Regions from separate parts of the Homo sapiens genome. Here region 1 is linked to region 2. Evidence: chromatin contacts called from ENCODE Hi-C or POLR2A ChIA-PET data. All regions are on one chromosome and are shown on one strand. Each heading gives the region's core, a stretch centred on a gene start or an enhancer-like site at or near the end of the contact. The rest is flanking DNA. Distances are from core to core; before and after follow the strand shown. Region 1 holds the start of SNRNP70 (small nuclear ribonucleoprotein U1 subunit 70). Region 2 holds the start of SPHK2 (sphingosine kinase 2).

What was found. A loop is a pair of places that touch in the nucleus more often than their neighbours do. ChIA-PET counts read pairs that join two places held with the same protein, here RNA polymerase II (POLR2A). Pooled maps may share reads with other maps.
Region 1: a loop to region 2 is called in a map of CD4-positive, alpha-beta memory T cell, with 22 times the contacts of the local background. The contact joins the promoter of SNRNP70 here to the promoter of SPHK2 in region 2. A Hi-C loop is called at or near these places in 1 of 168 maps with a recorded cell type or tissue (CD4-positive, alpha-beta memory T cell) and 12 of 50 pooled maps. POLR2A ChIA-PET finds 5 or more read pairs at or near these places in 2 of 52 experiments (activated B cell and activated CD4-positive, alpha-beta T cell).

What each region holds. Positions count from the first base shown.
Region 1 is chr19:49,083,480-49,088,012 of GRCh38, reverse strand. It overlaps SNRNP70 (small nuclear ribonucleoprotein U1 subunit 70), which reads right to left and starts at 2,562. Exons shown (of 10, transcript NM_003089.6): 1 at 2,377-2,562; 2 at 1,452-1,608. The coding sequence starts at 1,598. RefSeq lists enhancers at 2,377-2,466, 2,817-2,886.
Region 2 is chr19:48,618,255-48,623,206 of GRCh38, reverse strand. SPHK2 (sphingosine kinase 2) reads right to left here and starts at 3,701. Exons shown (of 7, transcript NM_020126.5): 1 at 3,664-3,701; 2 at 2,654-2,805. The coding sequence starts at 2,692. It overlaps RPL18 (ribosomal protein L18), which reads left to right and starts at 4,029. Exons shown (of 7, transcript NM_000979.4): 1 at 4,029-4,066. The coding sequence starts at 4,064. RefSeq lists enhancers at 3,358-3,447, 3,608-4,287, 4,558-4,952.

The sequences.
Region 1 (4,533 bases), core at 1,313-3,812, 470 kb before region 2:
GGCTGAGGCAGGAGAACTGCTTGAACCGGAGGCTGCAGTTGGCTAAAATCACGCCACTGCACTCCAGCCTGGGCAACAGAGCAAAACTGTCTCATAAATAAATAAATGGTAACTGGCACATGACCTGCATCATCAAAGGGCACCTACCACCCGCCTGTGCCCATTAAGTTAATTGGCCAGTAATATCTCTCAAGTGCGGGTTCACCAAGGGTGGCAAATCCCACTGAAGACATACCTTTCTGTTATCTACGAAATTCTGCTCTGCAACTCCCTCGCCTCCAGCTGCCCTTACCTACCCAATGCTAGAACGTTCTTCTTGTAACTTCCGACTGTGTGCCAGCTTTTCTCAGGTGTGCTCTGATGCACCTAAGAGATGACCCTTGTCATCCCATTTCACAAATAAAAACACAGAGGTCCAGGAGCCTAAGTCATTCATTCCTATTTATCCCAAAGGTGCAGAGCTAAGATCCCCATCTGCAGTTTTAAGCCCTCCAATACTCAATACTGGGTGCTAAGCCTTTATGAACATCATCTTATTAACAATAAAAGTAGTAAACAGAGTAACAAAGGCTGACATGTGCTGACTGCTTGGTGCCAAGCCCCCTGACATACAGTTTGCCATTTAATTCTCCACCAACATTATAAGGGTGCTACCACTATCCCCTTGCTAAAGATAAAGAAACCAATGCATTAAGAGGATACAACATTTGCCCAAAGTCAGAGCTGATAAATGGTGTGGGTTAGGCATGAATCCTCAACCACTACTCACTGAATTTTCACAAAAATTCTACAAAAGGTGTACTATCAACCCCACTTTTTTTTTTTTTTTTTTTTTGAGACAGTCTTGTTCTGTTGCTCAGGATGGAGTGCAGTGGCGCGATCTCGGCTCATTGCAACCTCCGCCTCCTGGGTTCAAGTGATTCCCGTGCCTCAGCCTCCCAAGTAGCTGGAATTACAGGCACCATGTCCGGCTAATTTTTGTTATTTTTAGCAGAGACGTGGTTTCACCATGTTGGCCAGGCTGGTCTTCAACTCCTCACCTCAAGTGATCCGCCTGCCTCGGTCTCCCAAAGTACTGGGATTACAGGCGTGAGCCACCGTACCGGGCCACAACCCCACTTAAAAAAAAAATTTTTTTTTTGAGAGACGAAGTCCTGCTCTGTCACCCAGGCCGGAGTATAGTGGCACAATCACAAAGCACTCCAGCCTCCGACTCCTGGGCTCAAGCAATCCTCCCACCTCAGCCTCCTGAGTAGCTGAGACTACAGACGCACTCGACCACACCCGACACCCGGCTCCAACCCCATTTAAAACAGAGAAACTGAGGATCACAAAGGTTAAGCCCCTCGCTTAAATCACGCAGCTGGCAAAATGGCCAGAAGCTGGACTCGCAAATCCAACCCGTTGCTCCCCAGAACCCAAACCATTCCTGGCCTGCTCAGTGAACTCACCTCAAACTCTCGAATGTACGGCGCAATGCCACAATAAGGTTGATTGTGGTGTTTTTCATGTGGCAGTTTCTCCAGGGGTGGCAGGTATGGAATAGGGTCACGGGGGGCAAAGAGGGCCAGAAGGTTGGGCGGCAGGAACTGGGTCATCTTGCCAAGTCTGAGAGCAGAAGCAGGACAGCCTTAGGTTAGATCGGGTCTGCACAGAGAAAGCCCCTGTTACTCCTTGACTCTCAAAATAAGAAAGACAGGAGAAAAGTCTCGGAATTAAAACAGGCTCTGTAAGGGCAGAGAACAGTCCTGTGTTGCGGAGAAAAGGGTACGTCTTGGTGGGGGTGGAGGTGAAAGGCCGGTAAAGAAAACAAAAATAACGGCTGGAAAAGGGTTCCTGAAGAGTGAAGTCTCAGAGTCCTCTGACACGAGCTGTGGGGCGGAGAGGTTCCCTGGGAATTTCTGGGGAAATCAAGGACCCGAGGAGGGAGGCCCAGAGCAGCTGTGGCTGCTCGTCCCGTGCCGTGGAGGGCAAATTACGAGATGCAGTTTGCAGGGTCCTGGGGATCGGAAGTTTCCAAGCAAAGAAAGAGAAACATAAGGAGCGAAGCCCCAAAACCAAGTGCTTGTGGGTAACAGACCTGGACCCCGCAAAAAGCGAAAGGAATTATGGGTAAGGGTCCAGGACAACATAGACAAACGAAAAAGAAAAAAGGCCACACACCGCAAGGGCCTGTGGGTAGGGAACCACGAGGGCGCTGTGGGAAGCGGGCGTGGGTGCCCAGAGATTTCGGGGTCCGGGAAAGGGATGCAGAAGGGACCTGTGGCGGGGACGCGGGAAAGGGGCCTGGCCGCGGGGAAGAGGACCGGGCCCACCGCTGGGGCTTCTGGGTAGCGGCCCCGCACCCCGTCGGGCCACTCAGTCACACTCACTCACCGCGTAGCGCCCTCCTCGCTCTGGCGTCTGTCCGGAGGCTCGCGGCGGCTGCGGCAGCCCCTCAGCAACAACAACTCCTGCTTCGGCTTCCACTCCGGGGGCGTCCACGTCCGTCTGATTCCGTCGCCCGCTAAGCGAGCGCACCAGGCCGCTGCTCAGCCACCCGCGCGGCCTCCGATAGCGACTGGAGCAGGGGGTGGGTCCCGGCCGCAAATCCCTCCGCCGTCCTCACTGCGCACGCGCCGTGCGGTGCCAACAACAACCCACACACTAGGACCCGGCGCTGCCGCGGGCACAGCGCACGCGCGAGGTCACTACCCCGCCTTTGGGCACCTTGAGTACCTCAGCCGCGGGGGGCTGGCTTCTGCACTGCGCGCGCGCGCTTGCCCCAAGCCGCCCCTCCACCTCCCGCTTTCCGCGCCGAACCGCCTATGTCCGCGAGACTCTCCCTGATGCTCCGCCCCTTTCCGATCACACTTCCCGGATCTTTCGCGCATGCGTTTTGCGTAGAGAACTGTAACGTACCTCTCCGCCGCCTAGCAAAGAGTCCCTAGGTGAACAGCCTGATTGCGTTGATGTCTAATCTATTCAATCAATAACTATTCATCGAGCATCTCGTGTGTGCTAGGCACTGTCTGGGCTTTGGGGGTACAGCACGTGATTAAAGCAAAGTCTTCTGCTGCTAGGGCTTACATTGTACTGGGAGAGACAATAAAAGCATTTAACTGAATAAAGATAATTTGAGGCCAGGCGCGGTGGATCACGCCTGTAATCCCAGAACTTTTGGGAGGCTGAGGCGGGCAGATCACCTGAGGTCAGGAGTGTGAGACCAACCTGACCAACATGGTGAAAGCCCGTCTCTACTAAAAATACAAAAATTAGCCGGGCGTGGCCGTGCGCGCCTGTAAGCCCGGTTACTCTGGAGGCTGAGGCGGGAGAATCGCTTGAACTCGGGAGGCGGAGGTTGCAGTGAGCCGAGGTCGTGCCATTGCACTCCAGCCTGGGCGACAGAGCGACTCCGTCTCAAAAGTAAATAAATAAATAAATAATAAAAGATAATTTGAGATAGTGGCCAGCATAATGAAGAACGATGGAGCAGAATAAAGGGATGGGAAGTGAGAGCGAGGCTGTTTTAGAAAGGGTGATAATGGAAGGCCCCTCTGAAGAGGTAACATTTGAATAAAGGACAGATAGAAGCGAGATCTGGGGTGGGGCCGGGGGGGCGGTGTTTAACAGTAAGTGCAAAGGTCCTGAACTGAGACCAGATGGCAGGAATCTCAGGTTGTTGGCCATGAGATCAGAGAGCTGGCACTTGTTATTTAGAGCCCTGTTCTTAAGTATTGTATCTTAAGTTTTGTGGATGGATTCAATAGCCTGTTTAATAACTACAGAAATTATTGCAAATTAAAATGACTAATTTTATGTTTCAAGAAAAAGGCCGAGTGCAGTGCTCACGCCTGTAATCCCAGCACTTTGGGAGGCCAAGGCGGGCAGATCACCTGAGGTCAATAGTTCGAGACCAGACTGATCAACATGGAGAAACCCCGTCTCTACTAAAAATACAAAATTAGCTGGGCATGGTGGCACATGCCTATAATCCCAGCTACTTGAGAGGCTGAGGCAGGAGAATCACTTGAACCTGGGAGGCAGAGGTTGTGGTGAGCCAAGATGGCACCATTGCACTCCAGCCTGGGAGACAAGAGCAAAACTCCGTCTCAAATAAAAAAAAGAAGTGGGAGGATCGTTTGAGCCGAGAAAGTTGAGGCTGCAGTGAGCCAAGATTGTGCCACTAGACTCCAGCCTGGGCGACAGAGCGAGACTCCGTCTCAAAAAAAAAAAAAAAAAAAGAAAGAAAAGGGCTGGGTGTGGTGGCTCACACCTGTAATCCCAGCACTTTGGGAGGCCGAGGTGGGCGGATCACCTGAGGTCAGGAGTTCGAGACCAGCCTGGCCAACATGGTGAAATCCCATCTCTACTAAAAATACAAAAATTAGCTGGGAGTGGTGGCACGCACCTGTAATTCCAGCTACCTGGGAAGCTGAGGCAGGAGAATTGCTTGAACCCGGGAGGCAGAGATTGCACGACTGCACTCCAGCCTGGGCAACAGAGTGAGAATCTGTCTCAAAAAAACAAATAAAATAGGCCGGGTGTGGTGGC
Region 2 (4,952 bases), core at 2,452-4,951:
GTGCAGCGGCACGATCTAGGCTCACTGAACCGCCTGCCTGGTTCAAGCGATTCTCCTGCCTCAGCCTCCTGAGTAGCTGGGACTAGAGGCACGTGCCACCACGTCCGGCTAATTTTTTACATTTTTAGTAGAGACAGGGTTTCACCGTGTTAGCCAGGATAGTCTGGATCTCCTGACCTCGTGATCCATCCGCCTCAGCCTCCCAAAGTGCTGGGATTACAGGCGTGAGCCACCTCACTGGTCCAAAACCCCCATCTCTACTAAAAATACAAAAATTAGCCAGGTGTGGTAGCACGCACCTGTAATCCCAGCTACTCAGGAGGCTGAGGCAGGAGATCGCTTGAACCCAAGAGGCGGAGGTTACAGTGAGCCGAGATGATGCCACTGCACTCCAGCCTGGGCAACAGACCAAGACTCTGTCTCAAAAAAAAAAAAAAAAAAAAAAAAAAGAGAGACAAATGTAGGAAGAAGTTTGCTTATTGCCAAATCATGTACCTAGCATCCAACCCACAGTAGCAACAGCACCAGATAGTATGTGCCAAGGAATGACACGGAGAGAAGGGGGAACAGAAACCCAGTAAGACTGAGACTGGGGCACAGCAACTGAGCTTGGGGCCCTGGGAGAAGGAAAGGCAGAGACACTGGGCAAAGAAGCTGAGATTCAAACATAGAGCCTAAGTCACACAGACGAGAGGACAGGGAGGAGGAAAAGGAGAAAGGACCCTGCAGCTCACACACACTTGCTGTGTGACTGCTGGGAAGCCCCTGAATTCTTGGCCTCAGCTGTCCTGTCTGGGAAGTAGGGAGAAAGCTATTCACACTGAAACAGGAATTAAAAGAAATTAAAGAATGTGTAAGCAAAAACTCAGTTGTATGTAAAAAACCCAATTCCCCCTGAGGAAGAGAAAGAGATTGAGTCCTTTATTTTTTTTTATTTTTTTTTTTTTTGAGACGGAGTTTCGCTCTGTCGCCCAGGCTGGAGTGCAGTGGCGCGATCTCGACTCACTGCAAGCTCCGCCTCCCGGGTTCACGCCATTCTCCTGCCTCAGCCTCCCGTGTGTAGCTGGGACTACAGGCGCGCGCCACCATGCCCGGCTAATTTTTTTTGTATTTTTAGTAGAGACGGGGTTTCACCGTGTTAGCCAGGATGGTCTCGATCTCCTGACCTCGTGATCCGCCCATCTCGGCCTCCCAAAGTGCTGGGATTACAGGCGTGAGCCACTGCGCCCGGCCCGAGATTGAGTCCTTTAAAAATTAACTGCCTGTTTTTCTGTTTGTGGCTAGTGAGCCTTATCTAACTCCCTTTCCCAGGCATCGTGAAGACCCTGTTTCTCTAACTGTGCAGCTGCAAGGTCACTAGACAGGATAAACTCAAGTCCTAAAACATGTTTTTCCTTGAAAAGTAAGAAATAATGTAATGCATGTCTCAATTGAATAACTGTCTTTGTTTCTCGCTGCTATAATATGCTTCCCCCTGCACAGATCTCCCCCTACCCCACGAAATACTTAAAATGTAACTTGACTCTTTGTTCGGTGCTCAGTCTTTTTCGATGTTAATCTGACTGGGCCAGTGCACCTAAATAATAAATAATAAGTATCCTCCTCAACCCCTCAGTTTCTCTGATTCCTAAATTATCCCACTGGAACACCTGCCTGGAGAGAAGGTCTGAAATCACTTATGGAAGGGCTCCCAGGCTGGGCGCGGTGGCTCATGCCTGTAAGCTCAACACTTTGAGAGACTGAGGTGGGAGAATCCCTTGAGCTCAGGAGTTCAAGACCAGCCTGGGCAACAGAGGGAGACCTAGTCTCTAGAAAAAATAAAAAAATTGGCCGGGTGCAGTGGCTCATGCCTGTAATCCCAGCACTTTGGGAGGCCGAGGCCGGCGTATCACCTGAGGTCGGGAGTTTGAGACCAGCCTGACCAACATGGAGAAACCTCATCTCTATGAAAAATACAAAAGTAGCTGGGTGTGGTGGCGCATGCCTGTAATCCCAGCTACTTGGGAGGTTGAGGCAGGAGAACTGCTTGAACCCGGGAGGCGGAGGTTGCAGTGAGCCAAGATCGTGCCATTGCACTCCAGCCTGGGCAACAAGAGCGAAACTCCACCTCAAAATAAATAAATAAATAAAAATAAAAAAATTAGCCAGCCATGGTGGAGGCTACTTGGGAAGCTGAGGTGGGAAGATCACTTTAGCCCAGGAGGTTGCAGCTGCAGTAGGCTGTGATTGTGCCACTGCTTTCCAGCCTGGGCAAGAGTGAGACCCTGTTTTTTCTTTTTTTTTTTTGAGACGGAGTCTCACTCTGTCACCCAGGCTGGAGTGCAGCGCGATCTCGGCTCACTGCAACCTCTGCCTCCCGGGTTCAAATGATTCTCCTGCCTCAGTCTCCCGAGTAGCTGGGATTACAGGTGCGCATCACCATGCCTGGCTAATTTTTGTATTTTTAGTAGAGATGGGGTTTCACCATGTTGGCCAGGCTGATCTCGAACTCCTGGCCTCAGGTGATCCGCAGGCCTTGGCCTCCCAGAGTGCTGGGATTACAAGCTTGAGCTACCACGCCTGGCCTCCAATTTTTTTTTTTTTTTTTTAAAGAAAAGCTTCAGATTTTGTCTTTCCACAGTATGAGGATCTTGGCTTTTAGATGGTCCCTTACCTGGTCCTGCTGCTCCTCTGCTTCAAGGTGTCCATTCATCTGCTGGTCCTCTGCTCTGTTACATCAACGGGACCCTGGCCCTGGGTCTTAAGCCATAGTAGGCTGGTAGGAGCAAGGAGTCAGGTCTCACTGTCCTGGCCTGACCTTCAGCTCTGTGGAGGAGAGGTAAGTGAGGAGCAGCATTGACAGCCAACTGCAGGAGGCCCTTCCAGGCTCAATGTGCCTGAGAACCAAGAGGCAGGGGCCTCCCTGGCGGGTGGGGGGAAGAGTAGATAAGTCATTTTAATCACTGCCCCAGCCAGTCCATCTGGTTGCACACAATATGTATGCTATAATAGGAGTGAAGGCTAATTTTTATTGAGCACTTATTATGTGCAAAATATTGACCTCAGCAGTTTTATTAACTTTCATAATCCTGAAAAACACCCCTGTGTGCCAGGCCTGTTGTCATCCCCTTTTTGTCCATAAGGAGAGTAAGGCCCAAAGAAGTTAAGTGATTTTCCCAAGATCACAGAGAGGTTAAATGACTTGCCCAATCACCCCATTAGTAACTAGCAGAGCCAGGATTTGAATTTGGTTATAGCCTTGCAAGGCCCCATCTCACCATCTTTCTTTGCCACTACTTCTCCCTGGGTCTCCATCTCACCCCTCTTTCTAGGTCTCCTTCCTACCCTTTGGGCCTCCATTCCCCCCACCCCCAAGCCACGGAGTCTCCATTTTGCCTCCCCTATGAAACTCTGTCTCCCTCTTTCTAGGTCAGGGAAGGGCCATCTAGGGGCCGGGGGAGAAGGAGAAGCGGAACTCAAAGGATGGGAATACAGGATGCTATAGATTGAGGTGCAGCAAGATCATCTCGGGTTAGACCTTAAGTAGGACTTCCCAAGCAGCGGCTGCGCCTACGAAGTGCAGCGCGAGATCAGGGAGCGGTGAACCTGATAAGGAAACGCCCGAAGCGTGGGGTCGGAAATTTCCAGATGCCCCGACTAGCCCTGCCAGCCCCGCCTCCTCACCTCCAACACTGGGCCCGCCGGGTCCTCCGGGAGCCACTGAGAGGCCGTCGGCGTCGGGCCAGAGCGTCACCGCGCGACGCATCGTGCTAGCTACACGCATCTCGCTCCCAGATCCCTTTCTTCCGGAAAGCTATCGAGAACACGGCCTGGGTAGGGCCAGAGAGGCCCCCGACGTGCTGGCCCTTCCCTCTTGGACGTTGCGCTTGTTCCTGCGCTCTATGCTCTCTGCCGTTATCGCCCGGCTAGTCAGTCGTCCAACTCACCACAGAGAAGTCCGGATCGTGGTAGAGCGCCGCGTCGCACCCATGTGACGTCACGGCGGCGCCACTCGCTTGAGGCTTTCCCCGCCCACCCCAGCCCGTTCTCTCTTTCCGGACCTGGCCGAGCAGGAGGCGCCATCATGGTGAGCTCGCTTTGCGGCGTTCGGGGCTGGATAATCCGCTGCCATCCGCCGTGGTTTTGGGCTAGGGGCACGCTGGAGGGCGGCAGGGGGTCTGCGGCTGCCCGGAGGGAGCAATTCCCGATACTGGGGACCTACTCTGGGGGCCAGGAAAGCAGGGATGGGTCAGTCATAGCCTACCGCCCCCACTTAGTAGATGACCAAGTGGAGGTACTCGGAGGCTGATATGACTGGGTTTACAAAGCCAGGAAGTGGCAGAGCCAGGATTCCGACCCAGGTGGCTGGACCCGCAGCCACTCTTAGTTATTTGGCTTTGCTGCCTTTATCTGGACCTGTCACTTTCTAGTATGAAAAGTCGGGTTCGATGGGGGCCGCGGCGGGTGAGAGGATCGAGAGCCGAATAACTGGATTTGGGGACCAGGCAGGTCTCTGAGTCTCAGGCCCCTTCCCACCTTGTGATGGTTTTTGAGCCTTTGCCCCAGTGTCTGGCTGTTCGTTGGGTACACAGTAATCTCATCTGACAAGTTTGTGAATTTGGGAAGAAATAATTCACAGGAGATGCTCATCACGGGGTTTTGCACACAGTAAGTGCTGCATAAGTGGAGCTATTAAATAGTTCTTGTAATTGTCAACACAGTCTGAAAAACTTAAGTTGCTCAGAAAGGCAGCAGGGCGGTAGGAGCCTGGCGAGGCGGCTCACGCTTGTTATCCTAGCACTTTGGGAGGCCGAGGCGGGAGGATTCCTTGCCCAGGAGATCAAGACCAGCCTGGCCAATATTGTGAGACCCTGTCTCCACTTTAAAAACGATGTTTTAAAAAGACACTATTTGGTAAGGGTTGTTGGATTGACTGATGCTGTAGGAGAGGTGGTTCTAGTAGTATTGCTAGG